4 separate regions of the Mus musculus genome follow, and all the other regions are linked to region 2. Evidence: chromatin loops called from intact Hi-C (ENCODE). Cell type or tissue: heart. All regions are shown on one strand. Each heading gives the region's core, and the rest is flanking DNA. Links, peaks and the distances in the headings are about the cores only.

Evidence for each region. Hi-C counts contacts between places; a loop is a spot of excess contacts. Peaks named below come from ENCODE experiments on the same cell type or tissue, not always from the same donor. Only the 100,000 strongest peaks of a DNase experiment are listed, where the experiment ranks them.
Region 1: a loop joins it to region 2, with 3 times the contacts of the local background. A loop is called at or near these places in 2 of 42 quality-filtered maps.
Region 3: a loop joins it to region 2, with 2.3 times the contacts of the local background. A loop is called at or near these places in 2 of 42 quality-filtered maps.
Region 4: a loop joins it to region 2, with 2.6 times the contacts of the local background. A loop is called at or near these places in 2 of 42 quality-filtered maps.

Annotation. Positions count from the first base shown.
Region 1 is chr1:54,247,454-54,255,347 of GRCm38, forward strand. Ccdc150 (coiled-coil domain containing 150) reads left to right here and starts at 3,230. Exons shown (of 28, transcript NM_030025.2): 1 at 3,230-3,432. The coding sequence starts at 3,376. It overlaps Gm51622 (a long non-coding RNA gene), which reads right to left and starts at 3,160. Exons shown (of 3, transcript XR_003947818.1): 1 at 2,836-3,160. Gm25829 (a small nuclear RNA gene) reads right to left here and starts at 1,755; the gene lies at 1,649-1,755. In heart, for the core only: a CTCF peak has its summit at 3,309; a DNase peak (open chromatin) is centred at 3,228; H3K4me3 peaks cover 1,564 bases; H3K27ac peaks cover 1,324 bases.
Region 2 is chr1:53,905,058-53,912,951 of GRCm38, forward strand. The region is part of intron 13 of Hecw2 (HECT, C2 and WW domain containing E3 ubiquitin protein ligase 2); the gene reads right to left. Among named protein-coding and RNA genes, the nearest start is that of Mir7681, 60 kb to the left of the region's middle. In heart, for the core only: a CTCF peak has its summit at 4,223 (motif pointing right); no DNase peak of the experiment used is centred there.
Region 3 is chr1:53,975,570-53,983,463 of GRCm38, forward strand. The region is part of intron 2 of Hecw2 (HECT, C2 and WW domain containing E3 ubiquitin protein ligase 2); the gene reads right to left. Among named protein-coding and RNA genes, the nearest start is that of Mir7681, 130 kb to the left of the region's middle. In heart, for the core only: no CTCF peak of the experiment used is centred there; a DNase peak (open chromatin) is centred at 3,052; H3K4me3 peaks cover 1,393 bases; H3K27ac peaks cover 1,443 bases.
Region 4 is chr1:54,106,718-54,114,611 of GRCm38, forward strand. The region is part of intron 1 of Hecw2 (HECT, C2 and WW domain containing E3 ubiquitin protein ligase 2); the gene reads right to left. Among named protein-coding and RNA genes, the nearest start is that of Hecw2, 84 kb to the right of the region's middle. In heart, for the core only: no CTCF peak of the experiment used is centred there; a DNase peak (open chromatin) is centred at 4,344.

The sequences.
Region 1 (7,894 bases), core at 1,743-5,742, 340 kb after region 2:
TTTGGATTTCTTCAGGATCTGTTGTTATGTCTCCCTTTTCAGTTCTGGTTTTGTTAATTAGGATTTTGTCCCTGTGCCCTCTAGTGAGTCTAGCTAAGGGTTTATCTATCTTGTTGATTTTCTCAAAGAACCAACTCCTCGTTTGGTTAATTCTTTGAATAGTTCTTCTTGTTTCCACTTGGTTGATTTCACCCCTGAGTTTGATTATTTCCTGCCGTCTACTCCTCTTGGGTGAATTTGCTTCCTTTTTTTCTAGAGCTTTTAGATGTGTTGTCAAGCTGCTAGTATGTGCTCTCTCCCGTTTTTTCTTGGAGGCACTCAGAGCTATGAGTTTCCCTCTTAGAAATGCTTTCATTGTGTCCCAAAGGTTTGGGTACGTTGTGGCTTCATTTTCATTAAACTCTAAAAAGTCTTTAATTTCTTTCTTTATTCCTTCCTTGACCAAGGTATCATTGAGAAGAGTGTTGTTCAGTTTCCACGTGAGTGTAGGCTTTCTGTTATTTTTTTTGTTATTGAAGATCAGCCTTAGTGCATGGTGGTCTGATAGGATACATGGGACAATTTCAATGTTTTTGAATCTGTTGAGGCCTGTTTTGTGACCTATTATGTGGTCAATTTTGGAGAAGGTACCATGAGGTGCTGAGAAGAAGGTATATCCTTTTGTTTTAGGATAAAATGTTCTGTAGATATCTGTCAGATCTATTTGTTTCATCACTTCTGTTAGTTTCAGTGTGTCCCTGTTTAGTTTCTGTTTCCATGATCTGTCCATTGGTGAAAGTGGTGTGTTGAAGTCTCCCACTATTATTGTGTGAGGTGCAATGTGTGCTTTGAGCTTTACTAAAGTTTCTTTAATGAATGTGGCTGCCCTTGTATTTGGAGCATAGATATTCAGAATTGAGAGTTGCTCTTGGAGGATTTTACCTTTGATGAGAACGAAGTGCCCCTTTTTGTCTTTTTTGATGACTTTGGGTTGGAAGTCAATCTTATCAGATATTAGGATGGCTACTCCAGCTTGTTTCTTCATACTATTTGCTTGGAAAATTGTTTTCCAGCCTTTTATTCTGAGGTAGTGTCTATCTTTTTCTCTGAGATGTGTCTCCTGTAAGCAGCAAAATGTTGGGTCTTGTTTGTGTAGCCAGTTTGTTAGTCTATGTCTTTTTATTGGGGAGTTGAGACCATTGATGTTAAGAGATATTAAGGAAAAGTAATTGTTTCTTCCTGTTATTTTTGTTGTTAAAGTTGGCATTCTGTTCTTGTGGCTGTCTTCTTTTAGGTTTGTTGAGGAATTACCTTCCACCTTGTTTTTTCTAGGGCGTTGTTCCCGTTCTTGTATTGGTTTTTTTCTGTTATTATCCTTTGAAGGGCTGGATTCGTGGAGAGATAATGTGTGAATTTGGTTTTGTTGTGGAATACTTTGGTTTCTCCATCTATGGTAATTGAGAGTTTGGCTGAGTATAGTAGCCTGGGCTGGAATTTGTGTTCTCTTAGTGTCTGTATAACATCTGCCCAGGCTCTTCTGGCTTTCATAGTCTCTGGTGAAAAATCTGGTGTAATTCTGATAGGCTTGCCTTTATATGTTACTTGACCTTTTCCCCTTACTGCTTTTAGTATTCTATCTTTATTTAGTGCATTTGTTGTTCTGATTATTAAAAATATGGAACGCTTCACGAATTTGCGTGTCATCCTTGCGCAGGGGCCATGCTAATCTTCTCTGTATCGTTCCAATTTTAGTATATGTGCTGCCGAAGCGAGCACAAGTCAACATTTTAAAATTAGTTGAAAATTTGGAGGGAGATCAAAAAAAATAAAGTGTGTCTAGTCTCTTCAAAGACAACATTAGAAGCAGAGTATGGCAATATATGTTTGAAACTATCATTCAGGAGGTTGAAACAGGAGAATTTTCTTGAGTTCAAGGCCAACCTAGACTATATTAACATGACTCTCAAAAAGTAAAAACCCAACAAACAAATAAACAAAAATATCCACCCAAACCAACCACAAAATTAGATGTTGAATGTGATGAATTTTCAATTAAAGAGAAACCGAATCTCTAGCTGATAAATTTATTATCAATATTGAAAATTTTAAATCCATTTCTCCAACTTTGCAATTGTTTGACCTAAATTCTTACTTGCCAGGTGATGGACACAAGAAGTGAAAGGCACCGACTTAATTCAGTTTAACTCTCTGACTACTGCCTAATCGGGAGACGTGAGCTTGTGAATTTTCTCATCTCACCAAAGCCTGAGGCTTTTCTGGGGAGTGCATACATGTGTCCTTCATCTGTTCTACAGAAAAATCTTGTTGAATGGAAGTGAAATCATATATACACTGAAAATTACCAGCTTTTTTTTTTTTTTTTTTTTTTTTTGCACTAATGCGTTTTCATTTTTATGTTTAAAGTTGTTTTTGAACAAAGGCATTTCTTTTCATGGGTCATTCACAGTCTTATGAATGTCTTAACAGCTGTGGCTCAATGGGCAGGTATCCTCCCCCCTGCTCAGGAGGCCCCAGTCACCAAAAGAATCAGAATAGCATTTCTGTCAAGACACCTGCGAAGTGACAACTCTCAGACTCAACTCTCAGACTAGGTTTATCAGGTTTATTCCCTCAGCCAGAAGGAAGAGCTTTGATTGCCCTGTGTGGGGTACCAATCATTTGGTCCTGTGTCCTGAAACTCAGGTGAAGTTGAATACCACGTTCTTAACTATAGGAGGGTTTTCACGAAGTGTAAACACTTTTAAGGCAAAACTGAAAAACATGACACCTTTTTTCTCCTTCCCCGGCTTTTCCCTTCTTTCCCTTCCTTCCTCCCTTTCCACCGGCTTCGTTTACCTGTCAACAAGGAATCAAAATCTACGCTGAAGAGACAGAAGACTAGAGAGTAGCGTCTGCGTGGCTTACTCTCTACCTGATCGTTATGAAAGAGGACCGAGTGGATTCTTTTGACAAGAACGAGCTGATTTTTTTTACATTCTTGTGTTCATTAACAAAATATTTGTTAGTTTCTCATAGTTCATACGTTATTTGGTCCTCTGGTTCTCCAACAACTGAAAACATCTGATCTTGGCCTCTTCTTGCTTCCTGCAGGGTGCGCCTAGTAATTAGGGCAAAGCCGACCCAATCGAGGAGAGGGCAGCAACTACGTTTCCCAGCGTGCTCTGCTGGAAACACAATGGAGTTTGGCGTCATCCGGGTCACGTGGTCTCGCGTTTCCCGGAGCACTGAGGGATTCCGGCCAGGGTCCCTCCCCAAGTGGAGGGCCCTGCTGGGCCGGGAAAACTACACTTCCCGGCATGCCTCACCTCGGGTGCGCCTGCGTGCCGGAGCAACCCTGCTGGCGAGCGGGTTGGTTTAAAGAGCTGTTTTAGTTCCATGGAAACAAACTTGCTGCCTGGAGGACCGAGCTACGGGCTGTTGGATGAATCAGGGGTGAGGCTGCCGGGCCCACACAGGAAACTGAGGTGGGCGGCTTAGGGGGAGAGACCACGCCTCAGAACAAGGTTCCTTTCCCTCCCAGCCCGAGTCCAGTCCGGCCCTGGAGACCTCTAGAGCCTCGGTTTACCTTGCTTCAGCACCCTGCCTGGCTGTGAAAACAAGCCAGGTTAAGTTGGCCTTGGTTGGACCACAGCTGCAGAAGGGTGGCCAGCCGCTGAGACCTCTACTTTAGTTGCTGTTCCCCATTTAGGTATACAGTTAGTTGAAGGTTCCTGGCGAAGGCTTTTTCAACATTAAGGCATGGTTTTCTGCCACTTGTTATCCTCCCTGGTTTGCTTCCTGGACGTGAGGCGTCTCCATTTGTATTTGTACACTGTTTCTTGCTTGAGCGGAGATAGATGTTTGTTAAGTATTGTCGTGTTTGGCACCCACAACAGCCAAGATACTATGCTAGGCTCAACAACACCAACAAAAGGATTGTAACCCTACGTGAATCAACGTGGGTCAAACACAGATTCTTGGGGTTTTGTTGGTTGGTTGGTTGGTTGGTTTGTGGACTTCCCCCGTGCTAGGGAATTATACACAGGGACAAATAAAGGGCTATTTTAAACTAGCTGCTTTCCAGGCACCATTTGGGACATAACACACACCCGTTTCCTTCCTCCGACAGAAATTGCATGCTCCGCGACAGTAAGATCCATTCTGATGCTGACAGCAGATATCTAGAAACCCTTTAGAGACATGAATACAAATGTGGTGTCTCTCAGTCTATGCTACAAATGCCATAGTACGATTAATGCCAATAACCCCTTTTGCACACGACTTGGTCCATGGTTTGATGAAGACAAGCAGGCACTTCACCTGCATAGGACTAAATTCTATTTTGTCATCTGAAGAGAGAGAACTGAAGCCAGAAGGTAGAAAGGAACATACAAGACCTAAGATGGGAGGAACCTGGGTTATTGCACAGCGGAGTGCCTGCCAAGACCATTTGGTAGTGTGTGCCTGTAATTCTAGCCTTGGGAGGTAGAGACCTGAGGAGAAGTTTAAAGTCATCCTCACATCGAGTTTGAGGGAAGCTTGAGCTACACAAGACCCTGCCTCAAACCTAAAATAAGTAAATAAATAAACCGTAATGAGATGCATTTATGTATTCCTTCCTTAGCAGACCCTTCCTGGTAAGCTTGTGTGTTTTTTGAGATCCCAGAAAGGCAGCTTTTTTCTTTTGCTGCCTCCTTTCTCCCTTTTTCTGGTTCTGACACCAGCCAAAAATTTGCCCTTAACACTGGTCTCTGGAGAGGCCTTACTCCAGCGACCTGGGTAACTCCTCGTGCACTCCCGTGGACAGGCTTGTCTTCTGTCTTTACTTTTTGACTCAGAAGCATAGCTTTCTCATTCTCCCTTTCCCTCCCCTGACCTCCCCCCCCCCCCATTTTTTTCCCTCTTCCCTTTTCTTCCTTTCTCTTCCCCTCTGTGTGTGTGTGTGTGCACTCGTATGCATAGGTGTATATGTCTTTGTGTCTATTTGTTTGCGTCTACATGCAGGTCTTTCCTGAACACTCCTTACATTATTTTGAGATAGGACCTCTCACTAAGCCTGGAGCTTACCAATTTGGCCTGCATAAGCTATGGCATCATGAAACCACCAAACTGGGCCATTTTGTGGCATTTTTTTTTCCACATAAATGACCATTTTTCAGAAAGCGATTTACAGATTCAATGAAATCCCAACCAAAACCCTCATCTCACTCTTCAGAGAAATAGAAGAAAAAAAAAAAACTATTCTAAAACTCATATGGACTCACAAATGATCCCAGAGAACCCAAACAATCCTAAGCAAAAGAGAACATTGCTGGAGGGTAACAGTTCCAGATGTTAAGATTCATCACATAGCTGTGGTAATAAAAACAACATGTATGGTACTGGTATAAAAACTGACACAGAGGAACCAAACATGAGTACACAGCATTTCAGGCGCTTAGTATTTTACAAAGATGCTAAAAGCAAATGCTGGTGAAAAGCAACATCTTCATCTTCAGCAAATAGTGCAAGCATGAAGTTAAACCTGGGCCTATCACCATCAGTCCTGGGAACTGGACTCAGGTCCTCCAGAGGGGCACCCAGTGCTCTTAACTGCTCAGTCATCTATTTGTCACCCAGACAATATACTATTTCTTGAGATGCCTACAATTGTGATGGTCATTTAAATTTGTGTGTGTGTGTGTGTATGTGTGTGTGTATAGACATATATATGTATATACATATGTATATTACACTTTTGTGTTTATATTCATAGATGTTCTAGCTTGGTTTTGTTTTGTTTTTGTCTACTTGACACTATAGTCATCTGAGAGGAGGGAACCTCAATTGAAAAAAATGCCTCCATAAGATCAGGCAGTAGGTAAGCCTGTCCATCATTTTCTTAATTCATGGTTAATGTGGAAGGGCCCAGCCCATGGTGGGTGGGACTGTCCTGCTTAGTCATCCTGGGCTCTATAACCAGGATGAGCAAGCCATGATGAACAAGCCAGTAAACAGCACCCCTCATGGCCTCTGCATCAGCTCCTGCCTCCAGGTTCCTGCCCTGCTTAAGTTCCTGCTCTCATGGCTTTCAGTATGAACTGTTACATAAAAGTGTGAACAGGAATAAACCTCTCCCTCCCCACATTGCTTCTGGTCATGGTATTTTGATGCAATGATAGCAATCCTAACTAAGACAACAGCGTTAAAAATTGTGACAATAAAATGAATGGAAGTAAAATTTACTCCACAATTATCAAATAATTCTGTGTTTAGGGGTAATATGTCTAAAAGACATTCTAGGCCAGTAACTTCCAGGAAACACACACACCCCAATATCACAAGCAATGTATTAGCATTTGAAAAGGGAACTCTTACTTCTGTGGACATATAGACTCCATTCCTACACTGAATAATAGCTATATCCATTTACTACCAGTTTAAATGAAAGATATCAGCTGGTGTTATCTATCATAACCAACAGAAAGTGGTTTTGTTAAAACCAAGTAATTGCCTCACATATCTAACAACTATTTTCTGAATGTTCATTGCCAATGAGATCTGCTATAAGCACAAGAGAGGACACGGGGACCAGACAAAACTCCCTGACCCTATGGAGCTTGTCTGTCAGCTGAACAAAGACGGGATGGAAATGAGAGCAACTTACGCAGGCCGTGAACGCCATGTGAACACCACTGTAACAGTTCTGGTTTTCCCAAGTGACCAATCACAGCATCAGAGATTGCTGTGACATAACTTTAACTTCATCAGGCTGGCTACCCTATCCCAGATGATACAAGCACAGGGGTAAAAGTAGGAGGACCAGTTTGGAGGCTATTTGATAATCTAGACAAAAGCCTCTGCAGCTGCCTGGAAGCAGGTAATAGGTGGAATAGTCACACATGATCAGATCCAGACAATGTTTCTGCTTTGCTGGTGGGTTAGATATGAGCAATAACAAAAGAAGCAGCCAACTTTATCTAGCAGTTTATTCCCTCAATATATACAAATTATATATTTTGGGTTGTCTTTCCTGTGTGTGTGTCTTTATCTCTTAACAGGTTTAAAGTTTTCATTATATAGATTCTTCCCTTCTGTTTTAGTTAGAGTTTTATTGCTGTGAAGAGAGATACTATGACCATGGCAATTCTCATAAAGGAAAACATTTAGTTGGGGTCTGTCTTACAGTTTCATGATGCCCATTATCATGGGAGGAAGCATGGTAGCATCTAGGCAGACATGGTTCTGGGAGATAGAGCTTAGACTTCTACCTCTTGATCTGCAGGCAACAGAAGGAGACTGTGTGCCACACTTGGCCTAACTAGAGCAGAGGAGACCTCAAAGCCTGCCCCCATAGTGACACACTTCCTCCCACAAGACCACACCTGCCTCAACAAAGCCACACGTCTTTGAAGTGCCACTTCCTATGGGCCAGGCATTAAAACACATGAATCTATGGGGTCATACGGATTCAAATCACTACAACTTCCTTGGTTAGGTTTATTCCTACATACAGTATTTTCTTTGAGTACATTGTGAATGAGAATGTATGTTGGTGCTACATAGAAAAGCTATTTATTTATGGAAGTTGATTCTGTGTTCTACCATGGTGCAGATCATTGTGCTCCTGTCTGCTAGAGCTCTTCGTAAAGATTTTTTGATGCATCCTCAGATGCTGTCTATTTTAGAAAATCTCCTATGTACTACTGAATAGAATGTGTATTCTTTGATGTTTGACTAGAATACACGGTTAGATATTATATCTACTTGATATATGTTTAATTAATTTTGATGTTTATCTGTTTATTTTTTTTTGTCAGACGAATTGTCTATTGGAGAAAGTGGGATATTGAAATCACCTACTATTAATCATGTTAATCTATGTCTTTAAATCCAGAAGTAGATTTCTTTTTTCTTTTTAACAAATTTAGGTGTT
Region 2 (7,894 bases), core at 2,305-6,304:
CTGTTTTGTTTTGGTGTTGCCCCCCCCCACCTTGCTGACACACACACACAGCTGCATTTATTAAAATACCACTCTACCACAACCAACAAAAGGAAAAAAAGACCGTCTTGTCATAGACTACAGTTTCAACTCATTATCAAAGTCTGCAAAGACTGCTTATATCACAGACTTTCCACATACTGGTTATTCAACAAATTCATGGGCTAATTCATGTGCTAGGCAGCAGACAGGGAACACCTCTATGGGATCTATGTTCTTGAGTCAGCAGGAAGATGCTATCCAGGAAACTGACTAGGCTAGGAATGATCCACCCTGGAAATCTATCCTTCGGGGACAGAGTGAAAGGGCTTCCAGGTCCCCTTATCTTCAGCATCTCAGAGGTACTAGGAATGATTGAGTCTGTGGAGGTTCTTTGGGCTTTTCTTCATGGGCTTTGCTATTTCTTCCAGTCTAAGACAGTCCAGAGTAACCCCCAAAGACATCAGAGTACCTGGAAACTGTGTCAATGTAATAAGCATTTACTGTCTATGCTGTGTCCAGTATTATGTAGCTATTAGTTCAAAAGATGAATACATGTGACAGCCACCTATCTCTCCAGGGTCCCTCAGTGTCGTCACATTCAGCTCACAGAATTTATGAGCCATTGAGAATCCCTGTGTAGTTTTCTTCCCTTTGGTGTAGAAAGAACAGAAACTGGGTACTCTCAAGCCTGGCTAGTGAGTGTTTTGGGATACAGAGAACCCTAACAACCCAATCTCGAAAGAGAAGTAACCCTTTGTTAGCTTAAGTCACTGGCATGTGTTAGCTCCTTCTTCGTGTGCAACATGTGTTCTCAGTAGCTCCTTGTCATAAATAGATTTTGCTTTGCCTTTAAAATATTTTCCCTGTCAAAGCACATAGAAGGAGAAAGAATGGGAAGGAGGGAGGGAAGAGAGGGAAGGGAGGAGGGAGGGAAAATGAAGGAAAGGGGGAGGGAGAGAGAAAGGGAGGGAGTGTGATTATCTCTAATGAACAATCTCCAATCTTAGTTCCTTAAACTGGAGTCTCAAATACCTTGAAGTATTTCAACCCTCTAGTCTAAATGAGAATTGTTTTTGATGGCTAGAAGCAGTTATATGGTCTAGAGCCTCAGTACTGCAAAGCAGGCAGGACTCAGGGGACACAAGAACATGGGGGAACAATATCATGGAAACAGGGAAGACTAACAAAATTCTCTGGGGGTTGCCATCGAGAAACTTGGGCTAGCTAACAGTTTATCCTGTGGTTACCCCTGCTTTGAAGTTTTCACTGCCACTGGCAAGCTCTCACTTCCTGCACTGGCTCTGCGCTCCTCATGTTTGCACACGAACATGCAAGCTTCAATGCCAGAGACCACACCAGTCTGTGTGGCTATGGCAAAGAGTTTTCAAGTTGTACTCTCTAACAAGGCTCTCAGGGAACAAACTTGCATGATGATTGTGTTGAAGAGACCATTCACTGGCCCTTGTTCTAAGTGGGTGTGCCAAGCAGTCAGGGCACAGTGATTCCTAATCTAGTGCACCAAGCACAGTCCTCCCATCTACTAAGGAGAGGCAGCAGAACTCCAGGAGAGCAGGACGAGGCAGTTAGGGTCAGGAGCCCATGCCAGCCTTGGGCTTGATGTAATTCCCTGTGGATGGACAGCTCCTTAAGCGTGGGAATCTTACCTGGGTCTTATAATTAATTATATCCTTTTATCTTCCTCCTCTCCACTCAGTGAGACACATAACACAGTGCCAGGTTTGACTGGTCTTGGAAAAAACATCTATCAAAGTAAATTAAGTGTAAGAAGTATTTTCTCCTCATTAGTAAGTAGTAAACAACCATTAGATTCACAGCCTTTTCAAGTCTATGAAAAAAACACTCATATGACTGTCAGGGTCTAAAGAAAACACTACATTTTCATAAATAAAGTATTTTGAACAAGCATATATGTAAACATATAGCACATACAGTGTTGTGTGTATATATGTATATATACACACATATACAATGTATAATGTGTATGTATGTATATAGAGTTATAGATACAGCTAAAGCTTAAACGGATATTTGTATTCCAGTTTACATAAAATTATGTTGTTATAGCTGCAACGACAAAAACACTTAATCTCGTTTGCCTCAATTTGGTCAACTGTGAGAAGGACTAATAATAAGCCTTCTAATTTTTTCATAACACAGTAAGACTCAAAACCAGTAGAATAAAGATTAAGAAATTGCTTTGAAGAGGTAAAGGCCATTATGAAATATATGATATATGTAATTAAAAGGCTGTATGGGGGATTCTCCCAATCTAGCTATGTTAGAACAGACAAATATAGTAGTAAAACTATTTTCTACTTTCAGCCTTTGAAGCTTGTGGGCTGGCTGCCCACTTTCTATTAACTGAGGGGGTCTCATTACCTGTCATTAACTATGTGCTAAGTTTTGCCTGTGTGAAACTCTGAGGACACACAGACCAGAGCACTCAAAAGCAGGAAGATGGTCCATTAGAGGGAGAATAACAAAAGTCACAAGGGCGAAGAACATGCTAGAACAAACTGGCAGAGGAAGCAAAGAGACACTATGCAAGTGGGTTCCGACTGACCGAGTGGGCCTTAGTGGTGTGGTGTGTGTGTGTGTGTGTGTGTGTGTGTGTGTGTGTGTGTGACTCTGGCAAGGCCCTGCTTTAAGACAAAAGAGGGCTCCTCATTTCCCCTCTGGGGGTTAGTGGTTCTAGTTAGGTAAATGGATCGATTTCTCGCCCAGAACAGTAGGCTAGAACACAGACACATTTCATGACCCAATCTCATGGCTCTGCATGGACAATCTCACTGGGATTCTGAAATGTGGAGTCCACTGAAGTGAACTGAGCAGGCAAACGTTACATGGAGAGCAGCACCTTTAAATGATTTCTGACCAACATAAAGTTTTGGTTTTTCATCATGGGAAGAAACACCCCTTTTAGCCATTTCCTTTGTACTCCAAGATTGCCTTTCCCATCCTCTCACCTTTCCCAGCCTCACGCTTCTGTGATGTCCACTTCCCAGTCAGAAATCAGGACTCCATGGCTGACTGAAGGGCTCCATTAGCAGAATTTTGCTAAAACTAATCCCCTTAGAGTTTAAATGTGTCATCTCTGGCTACTGTGTAAGGCTTTGGAAGTTTGAAACTAAGTTAAAGGGAACGCTTCTTTGGTTGTTTGGCAGCAAAATATGAACCGCTCAGTTCTTAGTATTCAACCACAGTGCAACTGTGGGCAACAATCTGACGCTTGATCAGTTGATGTTGAAGCTCCATGTGGTGGCCAAAGCTCCTGGAGTTCTGGATTTCGCCTAATTCTGCCAGTTTCAAAAATGCCACTAACTCCACCACTCCCAAACAACACCTTCAGCTCAGAAAATTTCCACCAAGCATTGGTGATCTGAATTTAGATTTGGAAGATAACCTCAGTGACTTGCTAGCAAATGCCTGTCATGTTTATAAAGAGCAAGTGTCACTGATGTTGTACATGACTCACTAAGCAAAACTTACTAATAACAAAAGCAAGAAATGCTGGTTCCAGAATAGGCCAGCTAGTAAATGGAAAGAGTCCTGTGTGCTACAGTCTGCATTCATACTATGCTTAATTAATTTGATTTTAGATCTTATAATTTTAAATTGTTTCACCAGGTTTTAAAGTGATTCACAATAACCCGGAGGAGAACTTACATTAGTAGAAACCCCTGTAAACTGGGTAACAGAAGTAACTCTTAATGCCTAAGAGTATGTTTAAGATGATATTTATAAACTTTAAAATAACTTTTCTTTATTAAGAACTAAGAAATTTAGATAAGGAATGCATTTCTTTTTTCTTTTTTTCTTTCTTTCTTTCCTTTTTTCTTTTTCTTTTTTGGTTTTTCGAGACAAGGTTTCTCTGTATAGTCCTGGCTGTCCTGAAACTCACTATGTAGACCAGGCTGGCCTCGAACTCAGAAATCCACCTGCCTCTGCCTCCCAAGTGCTGGGATTAAAGGCGGGCGCCACCACGCCTGGCTAGGAATGCATTTCTAAAGACCATTAAAAATCAGGGTAATAATTTTAGCATGTATGTTGAAAATATCATTCTGCTACATATAATTAAATGTGCTTATGTATAATGTAAGTTAGACAAACACAGGCATCTCAACTCTAAAACATTGGGCAGGAGTAACAAAATCCTGTGTTAATTTGGAGACAATTTTGATCTCTACCAGAAGAGGGCAGTAGAATCTGCGTGAAAGTTACCATAACACAAGGCAAAGCATGGAAACCTCTCAGTTTGCTTCATTGCTATGGAAACCGTATGTCTGTCTATGTTTGTTTCTCGGTACAGATTTTGCAGATTGCTGCTTTATGAGATAGGCTTTCCATGCTGACTTTTCAACACAACTTATTTTTCCAAACTGTTTTAATAAACAAGGAGAGTTTCAAATCTCAACACTTAATTTTGAGTGTTGAATATTTCCAATAACATAGATAAGGCTTTATGGAAACAGCTGTATACCACAAAGAATTCAATCGAAAACTAAGAAAATAAAAAGTAAATTAAAAATTCAGGAAAGTTTACTTTATAATATTTGCTGCTTATTCTCCAAATAAGAAAAACAAAATAACTGTATCTGTAAAAAGATTATGCCTATACATCCATACCTAAGACCTTAACGAAAATTCTAGAAACTTTAACGTGTACCAAATACAAGTCAGAAAATAAGACTTCCTAACCCACAGAATTTAAATTTTATAGACATGCATCTTTTTAACCAGTAATGAACACAGTTTGGGTAGAAGGAAGGAAAAGATAAAGTAAAAGCTAAGCTTTTAGAGAGGAGTATTTTAACTAGAGATGCGCTCTCCAGAGAAAGGAGTTTTAAAATCACACCCGAGTGTGGAACAGAGAAAGCTAGCACCTCATGAAAAGAGAGTGTGCAAGAAAGCCTGAGTTGAGCTGCTGTATGCCAGTGTCCAGGGCTTGCAGGCCTCAGCTTCTTCCAGGCATGCAAGGCTATGTTTACTTAATTACCTGAAGGACCACACAGACTCCTGGGACTCACTGCAGCCCTGTTAGACCAGAGCCTGCAAGTAACCCACAATCTGCATTTATCTGAAAAACAAAAACAAAAACAAACAAACAAACACCTGCCCAGTTAAAAACCACAGCTTTGAACCACAGCTCAGCAACTGGTTAATGATACTGCAGAGACAGGAGCTTGTAGCTGACAACCAAGGCACAGAAGTCAGAAGCCTACTGAGTGATGCCACTAGTAGTCTGAACTCACTGTGGGTTGGAAAGAATTCACACTGCAGGAAGTGGCAAATGAAAACCAGGGCTTGATTCCTTGTTCTGTGACCTGTCCAGACTATGGGCCAACTGTCTGACTACAAACAAGGTATTGCAAAAGCCCTCCCGGCACACAGATCTACATACTGGCCTTGTCTTACAATGTTTATTCACTGCCCCTTTACAGAGAAAGTTTTGTAAGCCAAAGAAACTGATAAAGATGACAGGCTAGCAAAACCTCACATCAAATTGAGCTGTTGCATCAGAAACAGCTCACAGATACAAAGTGAAGAAATGTATTTCCTGGCACAACTAAAAGGGCAATGGCCTCAGTGGCAGGAGTCTGGGGGTCCAACTCTCCTGTTTTACTGCTGTCAACACAAAGCACTCCTGTTCCAATATACTTGTACATTAATAAGGGTGGCAAAAAGCAATAAAATTGCATTACTGTTACTTGTAAAGCATGCACTATAATTCCTCTATATAGACAAATTTACTTTTTAAAAAATGCACAGATACATATACATGAATGCAGACAGCCTCCTCCCCCATACCATAGAATCTCATGTAACTCAGGCTGACCCCTGCTTGCTAGGAAACCAAAGGTGACCTTGAACTTGTGATTCCTTGCTTGCCTCTCTCTCTCCCTGGGCTTAGTTACAGGAATACATCATACTTAGTTCAACTGGGTAGGAACCCAGGGCTCTGGGCAGACCAAGTGAGCACTCAAACAAAATCTCTACTGATATGCACCGGTCCAAGGCGCTTCTTTGCCTAGTCAAAGGGCCTTCCACTTGCCTGCCTCATCTGGAATGAACTTTGAGAAATCCACGTTGCTCCCGCAGAAGAAACACATTTAGAATAAAGTTCTTGCAAAGCCTAAATTTATTCCCAGATCATGTAAACACTATATTCAGAGTTTGTGTTCAGTTCTCCAAACTTGCTGTGTAGCAAGTCAAACTCCTTGTCCCCAAGGCATAACTCTGCTTAGTAAAGAGGCTTTGCTGTCCCTTGATATCTTGTAACCGTGCAGACGCAGCTCCCTTGGAGTTAGTGACCTGTTGGCCACCCAAGCCCCCTGAAGTCCACACTGGTTGTTCCCTGCCCTCACCTCTGTCATTCCACATTATTAACATTTTCTCCATTAGTTATTGTTCTGCTGACTCCATCTTACTTGGCCTGTCTTATTTACCACTCTACTCCCCAAGTCTGGACCATTCCAGGGAAATCAAAGGGATTTAATAAACACGGAGAGAAGGAATGAACAGACAAACAAATGAAAGCTTGAGTTATCTAAGCCCAAAGTCCTTCTGTGTATAGCATGATAGTTTTGTGTCTTGTGACAATTCTAAATGTTAGTTTATCCCAGGCTCTCTCTGTACCAGCACCAGGCTGTACTGCGACCCAGCTTCAGTGATTTTCACAAGAGTCATGAGTATCTGCCTTTACAGACCCTGCTCCTTTATCTAGAATGCTCTTGGTATCAGTGTTTCTAGAGTAAGCTCCTATCCAGCCTTCAGAACCCTTTGTAAATGCATTCCCAGCCATAGCCCCTTCCCGGTGCATTCCCAGTCACGATATACACTCACAGTCTCCACCCTTGCTAGTGCACAATCATCAAAATGCTGGAATGTGTTCTCACAGCTGGGATTCCAAGACCCACAGGTGCTGTTGCGTATATGTTCCTAGAACTTGGCTCAGTGCCTAGTATACAATCAGGAATAAATAAAAAGTTGGCAAATGTGCAAAAGCCTTCACCCTCTCACAGGCTGAGGACAAATACCATACTGTTCATGCTTGCTCTCTAATGGAGTCCTTTTGGTTTCTATTTAAACCAGGATATAACAAAGGACATAAACCTCTAATCCAGCTAGATGCACATGTTTATAAAGTTAGGCGGAAATACATAAGTATCAGTATCCAGGTACACAGAAACCACCACACAGCCATCTCCAGCCACTGAGACCAGGCCAGTGTCTACTTTCCCCTTCAGTCTAGTCTGATCTCTCTACGATATTTAATTTGTTTTGCCACATTCAACATTTTCCACTTCATTCTAACATCCGTGTTATTATCACTTACTAATGTGAGGATGTTCCCATTCAGGATCATCTTCAGTGTCTAATCGGCAGTTCCTAACCCACCAGATCTTTGCAAAGATTCTGCAGCTACTTCCTCTCCTGCTGGTTCCTTCTCTACTCCAGGCTCCTCTTAGCTCAAGCCCTGATAAATGGATTCTACCCAGCTGACCTTTTAGGCAATGTTTCCTTATTTGATGTCACTCTGTATACAATGAAGATGGTCTCTCTCCCATTAGTATCTTTAGCAAAGCCATTCCCTGAGCTCAGAGACTCCTGGGATGATTCCCTCACACCAGCTGGCTTGTGTCCCTCTCCTCATACATCTGCTGAAACCTAATCACCAATGATGACTTTCATCAGGACACGGTAACTCATTGGTGGATGAAGCATAATTCTAAGTACAATTAGAGCCTCCTAAAAGCAGAACTGAAGACAGTCCTCAGCAAGGTGCCATCATACATGAACAATATTAGCAGGACATCACCTGACTCCAGGCCAACCGAAATGATCCTGGACT
Region 3 (7,894 bases), core at 1,531-5,530, 70 kb after region 2:
TAAAGACTCAGATGGGAGGAAAGGAGTGGAGATTTTGTTCTGATGGAGTGAGTGTCCACAGTCCAGATACGTAACTACATAATGTCTGCTGCCAAGCCCTGTCCTAGCATTTAAACTCTATTAGTTCATTAAAACCACCCACAGCTCTCTGAAGTGACATCAGAGAGGTTTTAGAAATATGTTCAAGATGAGGACCTCCAGTACCTACACAGTAACTCTAGACCCCTACCCTAAGACCATGTTCCTACACACTGCATGTCACTGTCTGCCATACCACTGCAAGCATCCACACTGAGCATGCTGGAACGTCACGGACTGGAAGTTTAAGGAGGGAAGAACAGAGTTGTGGCACATGTAAATCTCCACCCTTAGAGCAAAAGGCCACGGACCCAGCTCTGACTCTAGTTCAGCAACCCCGGAAGGTAGCTTAGTCACCTCTCACCTCTCCACATCAAACCACCATCATATAATTTCATTCTTTAGGTCTACCCTATGCCCCTCTCTTTATCCAAACAATTCCTCAAAGCCCAGCTTTGTACTCAGTCAGCACAGAAGGCTCCCAATCTCTATACCTTAGCAGAAACCTCAATGCAACACCACATCTACATCACTAGCACTAAGTCCACATGGACTTTCTATGTGTCAAGAGAAGTGTGCTTGTCTTCACGTGCAGAGCTTATCCTGCAGATGCAATGGGTACTGCACCTCTGACTGTCGAGGCAGCAGTTTGACTACAGGAGCGAGAAGTTTCAGCTTCACTTCTCCATTCTATGGCACGCGCTTTGTTTCCTTAGTGTATAAAATTCTAATGGTACCTGGCTTAGAAGGGTTGCAGTGAGGATATGAATAGACGGTGCAAGCCTGGAAACCACGGGAGTGAAACACGTACATTTGTAGAACTTTTCATCTACCTCAACCTTCTTTCAAAGGAAGCCGATTTTCATATGCAAAGCACATTCCTCCATGTTTTCACATTTTAGTTTTTTTATTTCAATTTGTGGTGTGTGTCCCCTCTCTCTCTCTCTCTCTCTCTCTCTCTCTCTCTCTCTCTCTGTGTGTGTGTGTGTGTTTTCTCATGTGTTTGGATATATGCATCTGGAAGCCAGAGGACAACATCAGGCGCCATCCTCACAATGACTGAGACAAGGTCTCTCCTTGGCCTGGAGCTCACCACTCAGGCTAGGCTAGCTGCCTACTGAGACCCAAGGACTGTCCCAGTCTGTTGATCCAGCACTGGAGTTAGAAGCACACACTGCCACACTCACCAATGGGCTAGAATGGCTGAGCTGTGAGCTCCAGGGATCCTCCTGCCCGCCCACCACTGCGGTTACCGTCATGTGCTGCTGATCCCAACATCTTACACAAGTTCTGGGGATCTCAACTCAGGTCCCCATGCTTCCGTGCCAAGCACGTTACTGACTGAGCTTCTCCTCAGCCCCAAACTCTTCTTTCTTAACCAACACTTGCCACAAGGCTGCACATCTGGCACATGTGCTTGTATGTAAGAATACTGTATAGCAAGTAGAAACTGCCACAAGGCACATAGCTCTGTAGACCTGCCTGGTTCTGGAATGGAAGTCACTCAATGCTTAATGCACCTTAGTCTAGTTCTATTAGAACCACACAGAGGTGCCCTCTTCTCTCTACACAAGGAACGCAGAACAAATTTTTCAGCAGCACGTGTACAAGACGAATGACAATAATGGGTTTTGATTACAAAACCCTTCTTTATCGTATTTTTAAAAACCAAAACCAAACCAAACCAAACCAAACCAAAACAACAACAACAACAAAAACCTTTCCAGAGCTGGGAGCAGAAGTCAGTTGAAGAGTGCTTGCCTATCACATAAACCCAAGGATTGATTCCTAGAACGTCATAAATTTTGCACAGTGTCGCATATCTGTAAGCCCGGCACTCAGAAGGTAGAGGCAGGAAGATAATAAGTTCAAGGTCATCCTTGGCTATTGGAACTTCAAGGTCAGCTGGAATACATAAAATCCTGTCTATCTATCTATCTCTGTGTCTCGGTGTCCCTGTCGCCTTGTGTCACCCATGGATAACCCCCTTTTGTTTTTAATTTTAATATCATTGTTACATCATGGTCTCTGGGACACGTCTCCACAGCTCGTCCACAGACTGCTTCCTTTGAAGAGAAACATGCTTTAGCACCTCATGCCCTGAAAGAAAAGCTTCAAATTTCACACAAAAAAAATAATAATCAATAAGTAACTTTCTCCAGGGGCAGATAATCTAACCTGCTTTAGGCTCAGAGTCTCAGCACTTTAAAAAAATATTCCTGGAGAGAGAAGCTGTACTTACCACACACAGTGAAGCAATCCACTCAAACGGGGCTGGTGGGGGAGTGGTGGTGGGGGCTTCAAAAAGTCAACAAGGGGACTTCCTGTTTCCTACAGAAGTTTCCTGTCTTAATCCCTGCACTGGTCTCCTGCACCATGCTGTCAAGTACTAAATATGGCAAACACAGCACACAGCTCACTAGTCACCACTGGTAACCAATGGAGAGGACTACACTGAAGAACTTCTCAGAGAGAGGCACAGAGAGGCACAAACCTACACTTGGACAAGGAAGTCAAGTAGGAGTCCAGACTTTTCCTGTACCTTACCTTTAAGAGTCCCCAAGAGTTCCTCTGTGTCTTTGCTAGGAAGAATCCATCAGCTCGATCCCGGCGCAGGAAGCAGCAAGAGGGATATGTCACATTCTGCTTAAAAGCATGCACCTGGCCTAGACCCTTGGCAGCTTCGTCACAGCGGCAGCCAGAACCAAGGCCACAGCAGGCCCGGAGTCCTCAGGTGTTCCTGGGGGCCTGCCAAGTCCACTTGGCTGATGCTCTGCCTCTCCCTGCTCCTCGGATGTTCTAGAAATGAAATACTAGGTAGAACTAGAGGTGACCTATACAGAACAGTCCTGTCCAGCTGAGAACAACACTGAGCTGCCCTGGCCACACATCAAGTCTTGTTACTGCCCAGGCATCCTAAGTGAAAAAACACATCCCATTATGTCCCTTCTGCTGAGGCAGATGTGGCCACTCCCTGGAAAGGGTACAGGATGTAATCGCCCCATCCTCCCCTCGGCTTCCTTCCTTTGCTTTTCCATGGGAGAATTCCAAGGAATGAGTTATACACACACACACACACACACACACACACACACACACACAGTCTGATAGAGTCTGGACAGAGAAGCTGCTCTCTGGAATCTCTAGTACACCACTCCCATTTATCAGCTATGGCCTTCCCTGAAGCTAGTGAATGGACTGGGAGCAGCCACATCAGTCCAGTGAGGAATCTGTAGACTTATCACCTCAAATTATTAAAAAGGACTAGAGCCTTTGCAAACAATATATAGCTTTAATGAAAGTCTCCAAACAGTCATCAATTCAGAAGTTATCTTCTGACCTTACTTTTAATGAATAAATGGCTACAATAATAAGTATAGCTAGTATCAGATTTATATGTACTATATGTAATTTAAGTAGATAGAAAATAAAATAATTCCTTATAACTCTCTAGACATTCTTCCTGTTATTTTACCCTCTCCTCTCTTCTGTATTAATCTCCTTCTCCCCTCCCTAACTAAAGGCCCCATTCCCCCCATCAAATCACTTCAACACTACTATTGTCTCTATCACTCCCCCTCCTATGACTTCATTCTGCTTTCCTGGTTTCCATAGTTACTCCAGGTTATGTATTCACATCTGAAGATTTGGAGCTCTCTGGGTCAGGACTACCTCTCTCAACATGATCTCTTCTAGGTTCATCCATTTACCTGACAATTTCATTTTTCTTTATAGCTGAATATTACCCCAGGGTGTATATGCTCCACATTTTCATTAACTATTCATCAGTTGAAGGACCTTCAGTTTGTTTGCATTTCCTAGCTGTTGTGAATAGAGCAGCAATGAACATGGCCTGAGCAAGCGTCTGTGGAGTAGGATGTCCAGTCCTTTGGGCATATGATGAGAGGAGTGGTATAGATGGGTCTCTCTTTCCAGACACACACACACTCTCTCTCTCTTTCTGTTGTGTGTGTATCTGTATTCCCATCTGAGCTGACAATGCTCCAACTCAAGAGCCATAGACTATTTAACAACAACAACAATTAAAAACCAACCAAACAACAAAACACAAAAAGGTGTGAGAAGCTCTGTTTTGAGTTGTTCATCAGGATTTCCAAGAGTCTGCCAAAACAGTACAGGCTGTTTCTGTTATACTCAGTTGCCTCCCAGAGGCTGACACCACCATGGATTTCATACACAAAACCTGGAGAGCCTAGATGGATCTGACCTGAAAGCCTCCCACCTGAAGACTAGCTTTTGTGATACCAGAAGGCAGCATGAAAACACTCAAGAAAGGGAAGCAACCAGGCATCCTACCTATCTAAGATCCCTATGAACTAAAGCAATGATTTGCAAGACATGATAGCCCAAAGGTTGTCATACTGGTGCATATACCTTGGCAGTAATCAATAGCTCTTCTAACTGGAAGGGACACTCAACAAGAAGAAAATCATGTCTGGTCCTGGAAACCTAGCCAACTACCCAAAGCTAGCCTTGGATAAAGAAGGAGAACCCACTTTATTAACCAAAAATAATTCTTAACTCTAAATAATTATCTTTATATCAACAGATAAGTATAGATCTCACCCTTCATCAAAGAAAAATTTCCTTATAGCAGACAGATATCACAGAAAACCACAACTGATTAAAATGCAGAGAGGAAGTGACCGTGTGTTGTCCAGCCCCAACTGATCTGCAGCCCAACCCCCCCACCCCCAACCTAAGCCTCAGGAATTATTTCAGAAGAGGCAGAAAGATAGCAGGAGCCAGAAGATAGGAAGTGTGATGTCAGAGCTCATCTCCTGGAAATAGCAGAAGCTACACATGTGAGGTCTCACCAACATGGCTGCCTCCACAGTACCCATGGAACCTCAATGGTAGACAAAAAACTACAAACAATTGAGGAATGCTGAGAGCAGGAGAAATGGTTGTCCCCAGAGCACACCAACTGGTCACCCAGTACCAAATGGCCAGCCCCGAAAAATACATACATGTAGCATATACAGACTTAGCAGACTATAGTTTTGTATTTAGGAATACACACACACACACACACACACACACACAATGAGAGAGAGACAGAGAGAGAGAGAGAGAGAGAGATACATACATGTAACATATACAGACTGAGCAGACTATAGTTTTGTATTTAGGAATACACACACACAATGAGAGAGAGACAGAGAGAGAGAGAGACAGAGACAGAGAGACAGAGAGAGAGAGAGAATAATTAAAGAAGTGGACCATGATTTTGAGAGAGTACATGGGAAAGGCTGGATGGAGGAAAGGCAGAAAATTTCAAAAATAAAAATATACAGCTTGTACCCTTGCCTCTTTTTTTTTTAAGATTTATGTATTCATTTTATGTATGTGAATACACTGTCACTGTCTTTAGACAGATGAGAAGAGGTCATCAGATCGCACTATAGATGGCTGTGAGCCACCACGTGATTGCTGAGAATTGAACTCAGGAATTCTGGAAGAGTAGTCAGTGCTCTTAACCACTGAGCCATCTCTTCAGCCCCCTTGTCTTATACTCAAAAGAGTTTGAGGGGGAATACCCAATTCAGACTCATTAGTATTTTAAATAGAAAAGTGCTCTGTGAAGCTATGAGCCCATCTGTATCACACCCTGCAATTACTAAGTACTTGCTGAATGCAATCTAAGACTATAAAACCTTTCCAACGCCTGCAGGTAAACAAGGTGAAATGTCCTAGTGTTGTGGTGAGTTTCCTGTGGAAGGAGGTAGATGGGGTGTCAGCTCTCCCTTACAGCTGGCAACTGCATTTTCTTCTGTGTTGTTCCTGTGACCCTAACACCCACTTCCTGGATGCTCTAATGATCCACTGAGCTATGCGAGTTCTGGTGCTGGAAAGCCCACCAGCCATACTTGACAAACCCCGAGCAGTCTTGGGACAAATCATCACGCTTTTCCTGCGTGGGGAAACAGTAGCAAATGTAGATAGAGTGCCTACTATGTGCCAGGAACATAAAGACTTTGCTTTTAAAATGGTCTCTGGCACACAACTGCATTTCCAACAGTGAAGAGGCTGAGGCACAGGCAGCTCAAGTTTGAGGCCAGCCAGAGCTAGGCACCCTGTCTGTAAAAACAAAACAAACCAACTAACCAAACGAACAAAGCAACATTCTGCTGACTGCTACCGCAGTGCTCTAAGAATGAAGTCGGTAGCAAGGTTAGACCCACGAACAGAGGAAGAGACCGCAGATTCATGATTGACATGATTTGAACCCAGATCGAAACAATGCTCAAAGCCAGGTGCTTGTACATTATTCTGCCTCCGTCAAGTAACACTCCTGAAAACTGCAGCATCTTAACTAACTTGCCAGTGGGTTCATAATGGCCTTAGTCACTATTAGATCAGTAAATAGGCCCAGAAAACACTAATTCAGTCTCTTTATTAGCATCAAAGGTGGCTGTAGCCAGTTTACAGCAGACTTAATAACAGAGTGTCTCTGATCTCATTCTCAGTGAAAAACAGTTCAAAACCTTGAGTTCTCGGCCGTTTTCTAGTGAGAGAACAGCAGATTCCCCTGGGCTACTGGAAGGCTCACAGTACAGGAATAGGTCTCCAGGCCTGATCGTCATACATAGGTATGGCACCTCAGCTGACTCCCAGATTCTGGACCATCCATTGTCTTAAATGCACCCACCTCCCCCATTCCTATATAAAGGATCCTGCTTGTCCCTAGCACAAACTACTTTTACAATCGATTTCAAATTTACTATATACCCAATACTGTACATAGAGCAGGAACTAAATTCCCAATTAACAAGAAGATCTTAATCGCCAACCAAAGAAAACACATGGTGGGACTCATGGCTCCAGCTGCATATGTAGCAGAGGATGGCCTAGTCGGTCATCAATGGGAAGAGAGGCCCTTGGTCCCGAGAAGGCTCTATGCCCCAGTATAGGAGAATGCCAGGGCCAAGAAGTGGGAGTAGGTGGATTGGTGGGCAGGGGAGGGAAGAGAGGATAGGGGGTTTTCGGAGGGGATAGCAGGAAAGGGGATAACATTTGAAATGTAAATAAAGAACATATCTAATAAAGAAAAAAATAAGAGCTTTAAAGTATGGGATATGGGGAGACATTAAGTGCTGGCACATAGGAATCACACCAACACATGGACACATTTGTTTCACAAAGAGGGAACTTTTAAAACACAGGTAATTTAGACATGACACCTCCTCCATCATGGTAAACAAATGTACTGAGAACATAACAGTCAGTATCGACCCCAGAACCTTCCTATCCTATTTCTTTCTCCAGCCTACAGTTGTTTATGAGGGATGTCAGAGAAATAAATAACGGCATTAAAATGGGGGAGGCACATTCATAGATCACCACTGTGCTTTCATTACTATGATAAAATGACTTTGTGTGGTACGAGGCATGGCAGATACAGAAGGGACATGGTCTAAACAGAAGGGACATTAAATATGCAAATATATAGTATGAGGGTACATTTTACACAGGGAAAAGAGAAGGCCTGAGTGTGAGCTGCTACCCAAAAGACCCAATCCATGGACTAACAGGAAGGTCACTCAGCTGAGCCCTGAATGATGCTGACGAGGTTTGGAGGAGAGGAAAGGGAGGTGATCCCTCATGGAAGGGCAGGGTAGTGGCCCAAGGGCAAAAGGCTGTGCTGTGCTTTTCAGGATGGCAAAGGATCAGTGTGACCAGAGCACAGAGGTGGAGGTGGGTAGAGGAGCGGGTAGAGGGGGAGAGGGGAGGGATTGAGGCATGGGAGGTGGGGGTGGGGTGGGGTGGGGAGGGCAGGCTCTAGGAATTTGAA
Region 4 (7,894 bases), core at 2,602-6,601, 200 kb after region 2:
TCATCTAACTTTGTTAACTGATCCACGCTGGGTACTAAGTAACCGCTATATAGTATGCACATAGGGTCCCTGTATTTATATACACACACTTACATACATAGTAACTCTAATGTGTTCACATTCTTCTCAGGCACTTTTATAACTATCACACATACAGCTCATAATCTTTTTTAGTCTGTTTTCATCCAAATCTGAAGTCCTGTTTTCTTCATTGTTTGCCACTGAACTCCCACTAGAGTTAAAAATAACCACATCTCCAATTCAGATGTGCATGACACTTTCCTTCTAAGGAGCTTAAGTCGCTACATCATCAGTCTCATGTTGTCAAGGCCTGTGAGATGCTGCTATAAATGACCTCAGTGGTCCATGGCCAAAGTGCATCCCAGAGAGGGAAGCATATTGCCGGCTGTGATAACTGTTTGGGCAATGGTAGTAGTTTATGCTGTTTGAGATGTCTTCTGGACACCCCCTGACAATAACTCAAAAGAAAGTTTTACATGCCTGGCCGTGGGGTTGGTAGACTCTGCTTCTCAAATGGTAAACTCTTTTCTCCACACCACATCTAGCCTATGTTTTAGCAGTGAGCTGTAAACATATCAGTCACTCACATCTCCAAACAACTAGGTACCATAGCTTGTCAGACACCATGAAACCTGAATGCAAGGTGAAGAAAAGATGTCACTGTTGGTACCTGTCTTCAGGAATTCTCAGTTAAGTGAGGAAGACAGGCCACACCCCCAATGATTGCCCAGATCAGTGCATACCAACCAGACTTGGTCTTTAGGATCCCCCAAAAAAGAAGAAATGTGGGTATATTAACAAACATCAAATTTTATTTCCAAGTTCCAATTCTAGGATCTATTGTTTTCCCCCCAAAATAAACATGTTCAAAAAAGTACGTTTACTATTTTTTGAGGTAACTTTCATCTCCTGGCTTCTTTTTATTGAACTTTGGTTTATATCATCACAATTCCTCAAGCAAACAAAGCCTTTCACCCAAGAAAGGAATGCAGATTGTGACATTTGACTAGAACTCTATAGCTTACCAGCAAACGTTTATGAGTAAATAGCAAGTATGCATTCAAATACTGAAGCGCTTGGGCGCTTTATTTACTGTATTCATCGTTGTGTCCCAGCCCAGCTCAATCCTGGGTGCAGCAGATGCCACACGAATGACTGCTGGCCTGAATGAATGAATTACAAGGCCAGTGTGCTAGCTTACAGGTGAGTCTGCTAGGCTCCTCCCAGAGACACACCATCACCTGAGTGTGGCTTATAAAAGAACTACTTGTCACCCACGTTCTCCTCTCTCTCTCTCTCTCTCTCTCTCTCTCTCTCTCTCTCTCTCTCTCTCTCTCTCTCTCTCTCTCTGTCCTTCTTCCTGTCCTTCTCTGTCATTTGTGCACCCCCCACCCCACCTCCACCCCTGCCGCCCTCACAGCTCTGATCCTTATTCAGGCCCTTACTCCCCTTCCCTTCTCTCAAAGAAACTTCCTTTATATCAGATTTGTTATACTGCATGATTTCTCAGGGCACACCTTGGCATGGGCCTGCCAGGTACACACACACACACACACACACACACACACACACACACACACACACAGCTGTCTGTCACATTACATTTCATAACAGTGGTAACTGGTAACAATGCACCCACCTAGCACCAGGAAGGCTAGGCATCTTGGACCATCAAGAGCTATTGTCACTCTCAATAATTTAAAGATGTATAAATTTTTCATTTATCATTCTACTGTATTTCTCAGTTATTTAAATATTTTCAGCATATATCATTTAAAGAAAAAACATATGACCATCACATGACTCTACCACAATTTGTTTCTTCATCCCCACTTGTTACATAGTATATAAAAATATTTGTTTTATGGACCTTTGAGGGTACTAAGCACTCTTAACTTTTTTCTCCGTCCTCTCTTCCTTCCTTCTTCTCTTTCTTCCTTCTTTCCTTCCTTTCTTTCTTTCTTCCTTCCTTCCTTCCTTCCTTCCTTCCTTCCTTCCTTCCTTCTATCCTTCCTTCCCTCTTTCCTTCCTCCTTCCTTTCCTTCATTTTGAGCTAGGGTCTCACTATGCAGCCTAGCTCACCTGGAGCTCACTAAGTAGACCAGGGCGGCCTAAAGCTCACTTCGATCCACCTGCCTCTGCCTCCAGAACACCAGGAATAAGGAAGTGAACCACTTCGCCAAGCATCATCCTTAACTGTTTTAAGCCATACTTGTTAATTTAAATATTTGATATAAATATTTATATCATAAATATAAGTAGTGGCATTTGCATCTGACAGTTACAAAGCAATGGAACCCTTTGAAGGCTTGAAAATGCTAGAAGAAATGGGCTATTTAGACCGGCCCTGTTTTGGAAGGGGATGCCAGTTTTATTTTTAGAATCTACAAGCAGCTTCATACACACTTTATCTCTACTGCTAATCTCTCGAAGGCTAACCCAGAGTCTCCATTCAGTAAATTTTCCACACTGAAGTAAAGCACACAGCTGGGCTTGTTTCTTACTGTTGGGCTCAACAATACATTAAAATGCTCGCACTTTTAAAGAGATAAAATTAACTGAAAGCATACGCACTAAATACCTAAGTACTAATGCTGACCAAAATCTAACCCCTCCCTAAGGATCTCAAGTTACTCAAAACGTTCTTTTCCTTCGGGAATTTGCTTAATTCCATTGTTCTTGATTGTTCTGGGTTGAGGATCCTGTTCCATGACCTTTCAGCAATAGCTGGCTTTGCCTCCGCCTAGCCCCCTGTGTATTAAATTTCTCCTCTTTCTGTTTTTGCTGCTGTTGCTGTTGCTGGTGGTCCCTGGGGGGAAGTTGACTAAGTTCTATACAGCCTAGACTAGTTGTTAAATATTTAGTTTTATTGTCAAATATCCTCAAAATGTCCCTTTTCACAAAGAAAAAATGGATAATGCAAACCCTTTGCTCATAATTAAATTTTCTAGATGAATAGCACCGCCCTTACCTTTACAATTCCAATGTAAGAAAAAAACAAATGAACGGAATGTGAGGACTGCAGGAGATGTTGTTGTTATGAAATATAATGCAGTGAAGGTGTACCTGGGGGTTCCATGCCAGCAACACTGTGCTTCAGATCTGAGACCACTACTTGTCATCAACTGCGGTCTCTTCACTACTCACACGGGTTTCTGCTCCTATATAAATGTAATGGCTTAATTACAAAAATGAAGACTTTAATATTTCCCTCTCATTGTTCCTCAGCAAGAATGGAACTAGTATATTTTGACATATTATGTTAGATAATGAAGCAAATACACCTCATTAATATGTAAAAAGGCTTTTAATATTAATAAATAGCAAAGTTACATGTATATCCAAGAAGTTGGGGGCCCTGCAATATGACACAAGTGAAAAGCTTGTGGCCAAACATGGTGAACTAGGTTCAATCCCAAGGACACATGTGGAGGAAGGGACAAGCTGACTCCTAAAAGCTGTCCTCTAACCTCTACAGATGAGTTATGGCATGTTTGGACATGTGTGCATTACAAATCTTTATAATTTATCAACAGTAATGCTTGCTTTATGAGCCCATCTTATATATCTGTATGCTCAGAGTTGCATAAACAATGCTTTCTTGGTTTACTAGCTAAGATCTAGCACTTGGCTATCACCAACCTTTAAGGGAAGAAAAGTCCAGATCTCACTCTCCATCACTTGACCTTAGGCAACGTCTCCTTCATACACATCTTTTTCTGACACATGACCTTTGAGTATTAAAGGATATGAGCAGAGAAATAATCCACACCAATAGGGGAGTAGCACAGAAATAATGCCAGCAAAAGGCAGCTGTTTCTCTCACTAAGAGAATAAGTGCAGAACCCGGGGTCTCACTGGAGAATCCCAGGAACATTTCCCAGGTACTTTGTTTTTTCAAACAAAGATGTTTTCAAATAGTACAATTAGAGCCAGCCAGATAAAGTGGTACACACCCTTAATCCTAGAACTCTCAGGAAGCTAAGACAGGAAAATCTCAATTTGGAGGCCTGCCTGGACTTCACAGCAAACTTTGTGTCTCAAAATTAAACTTAAGTGAACAATAACAACAAAAATACCACTGCTAATTTCATTATACAATTTAGCGTCTTAAGACTATCAACTGTTGCTTTCATAAAAACTGTACATTCTCTGTTTTTCTGAACTCACTGCAATGCTCTCAGGGCAGCCCTTGGGAAGGACTTGCCTACACGGCACAGGAAGAATGTGAGGCAACTGTAGTCCTCCACCTCATCTCCATTCCTGGCCATGTTCCTGCTAATTCCTTCTGGCTTCCCCAACACCCAAGTCTCCCACAAGTCAGCAATGCTGACTTTCTAAGGCTCGAGGTTGCAGAAGCCAAGGTCAAAGTTGACTTGGATGGACAGGCATGGGCACCAGATGGGAGGCATGGCTCTAAGAGTGAGAACAGCCTTGTTTTCCTGCCCTAATTGGCTAGGCTAAGTCATATCCCAGAATAAAGATTTTTTTTCTCATCAAAATATAAAAGACAGAGAAATTTAAAAAAAAAATGACTCTAAGAGGAAACTGCCTACTCTACTTTTACTTACAAAATAAGTTCGCTGTAATTAATCAAGGCACAGAATTTTTGCATGATACAAAGTACTTTGGCAGTCCCAGCAGAAACATGTTTTTAACGCCTCCTTTTAAGAAACTTTACGTATCAGCATGACAATGTTAAATTATATGTTATGACAGACCACGAGTGCTCCGGAGACATTGTCTTTACTGTAAAACTCTTTTCTCAAATACTGTAGCACGTCAGAAAGAAGTTGACAAAACAGAAATTGATTCCTTTTTTTTTTAGAAATAACCAACCAATTCTCAAATTAACACTGCAACCCTAAGTTTTTCATGTGCTTCATATTAGGAGAGTACAGGGTTTCTTCTGCTTTGTTTATTTTTTAAAAGATAACTTTTTAAATATAAAGAAAGCCAGGCATGTTGGTTCATCCCATTATCTTGCCATGGCGTACCCAAGGCAGAAGAATAGAAAGCGCAAGTTCAGCCAAAACAACAAAGACCCTTGCTCAAAATACATAACAAGTAAATTAATTACTTAAAATGTAGATTATTCTCAAAATCTTCACCTACATGTACTACATGTACATATCAAGCAACTCAGGTTTCAAATTAAGTGTCAGTACAGAGCAGCTCCTGGTTTGGTCACAGCCTCTACACTTCTCCTGAGCACTTGAGACAGTTTACTGCACTTGAGACTTCCCTGGTTAGAAACATCAGCAACCATAACAATTTCTAAGTCTCAGTTTCTATACAGTCCCTCAAACGAACCAAGAGCTCCCTAAGTCACACCACAAACACCTCCAGCATATCAATGAAAGCACCCTTCAGTAGTAATCCTTGCATTTCCTTGACTCTGTCTCATATGACTTGATTTTTTTAAATGTTTTTAAAACTTCTAATGCATATACGAAAAAGGTCATAAAATATAATAGTTTCATTTTGCTTTAAAAAAAACAGTTTAAATGGGCAGTAACAATCACAATGGCTGTCTGGTAATGTATTTCTTACATATTTGTCTTCTACTTTGTTTCACATGTCCGTAGTGTAGTTTTGTTTGTCTCTTCCAAACCTCATTAAACTGCATATAATGAGTATGTGTGGTAAAAACCCAAATGGGGAAATAACTGTGATGTTCCCATCCCTCAGAGAGAAAATATGCTACTGATAAATGGCAAATAAAAACACATACCAAGCTCACATAGCTGAGGGTGCCTAATACTATCCCTCAAATTCAAAGTTCAGATGAGCCCAAAAAAAACAAAAAACAAACAAACAAACAAATACTCAGACACTGGGAACGCCCTAGTACAACTGCCTCTTCAGCCCGTTACACACCACTGCAGCCAGTGGCACTGCAAGGACCCTTCCCTGGGCAAATCTTCCCTTCCACTAAGCCACGATCCCACAACCCTTCATCCATCCAGTAATTATGTCAGGCACTGTGCTAAGGAGTGAAGGATCCTGGCAGATGGAGCACCTGTATGGGTGAGCACCTGTATGCTCTTTGCCTGGCTTGATCCTCCTCAGGACTGCAGATGGGGCAACATGAGAACTGGATAATGTTCTTTTTAGACCTACCTCTACCATTTGCAATTTTCAGAGCAAGAGCAAAACTGAAGGCCTAATATCCATGTCTAAATATTTGAAGGTGATAAATTAAGCCAAGTAAATATTCCTATTCTTATTTATTGAACCTAGAAGATATGGTTAGAACTGATTACACTAGCCAGATTGTAGTGGTACTAAAAATACCAGGCTCTTCTCTCTCCACTCTGAGCTCTACCCTCTTCATAACTTTGGAGTGCATCATGCTCATTTGCACTTTCTGCAAATAGCTGCCCATTAGAAATCCCTTGGGCCCAAGAAGGAACACACTGCTTCCCAGGCTAGCCTCAGGCAAAATCCTATGAATACACTCAAGCAAATAGCATCTGCAGGCCTGGAGGTTTGTATCAGGAGAATCATGTACCTGAAGCATCTAGATGTATTCAAGAACGCAGGACCAAGTTCTAGGTGAACACACTCCTTTGGCTCTATGGAGTCCCTGTGACACTATGTGGACAGAAAAGACTAAAGAGGTCAGAAAGGAGGTGTTTCTACCTCAACTCTGAGAGCAGAAATGGGCCGAGAAAGTACAGTGGCAGATTGGATGCTTTACTATCAGCCAAACAATGAGTAGAAAGATAATCAGGAAGAAGAGAAGACCTCCTGTCCACTGCTATCAGGTGGCCTTTCACCAGTCCATCCTCACGTCTCTTCCACACAGAGGGCCAACAGCTGAAAAAGCTAGGAAAGAGAAAAGTCAATATTCTGTTAACAGGTGTAGTGGGTTTCTGTCGTAGCAAAGGTCATAGCCCAGAAGAATCTGCTAGAGAAAATGATCAGGAAAACTGGGAGAGACTTGACATCCATCAGCCACCAAACCCAGACACTATTGCATATGCCAGCAAGATTGTGCTGAAAGGACCCTGATATAACTGTCTCCTGTGAGGCTATGCAGTGCCTGGCAAATACATAAGTGGATGCTCACAGTCATCTATTGGATGGAACACAGGGCCCCCAATGGAGGAGCTAGAGAAAGTACCCAAGGGAAAGTACCCAAGGGTCTGCAACCCTATAGGTGGAACAACAATATGACCTGACCAGTACCCCCAGAGCTCCTGTCTCTAGCTGCATATGTAGGAGAAGACAGCCTAGTCGGCCATCACTGAGAAGAGAGGCCCCTTGATATTGCAAACTTTATATGCCTCAGTACAGGGGAACACCAGGGCTATGAAGTGGGAGTGGGTGGGTAGGAGAGCAGGGTTGGGGGAAAGTATAGGGAAATTTCGGGATAGCATTTGAAATGTATATAAAGAAAATATCTAATTAAAAAAAAAAAAGACTCGAGTGCAGTTCTCAATCTCAGAAGGAAAACAACACAAACACAAAACACACACTCAGCACAGTTTTGCTCTACTGGTTTTTTGTTGTTGGTGGTGGTGGTTTGTTTTGTTTTGTTTTGTTTGTTTGTTTGTTTGTTTGTTTTGTTTTGTTTTGTTTTCAAGACAGGGTTTCTCTGTATAGCCCTGGCTGTCCTGGAACTCACTTTGTAGACCAGGCTGTCCTCGAACTCAGAAATCCGCCTGCCTCTGCCTCCCGAGTGCTGGGATTAAAGGTGTGCGCCACCATGTCCGGCTACTCTATTGTTATTAATTTTATATGTACAAATGTTTGTTTCTGAAATTGCTTGCTATATTTTACATTCACCTCATTTACTCTTCAACTTTACCAATTATTATTACTAGCCACAGTTTTTTTTAATGATTTTATTTTCGACTACACGTGT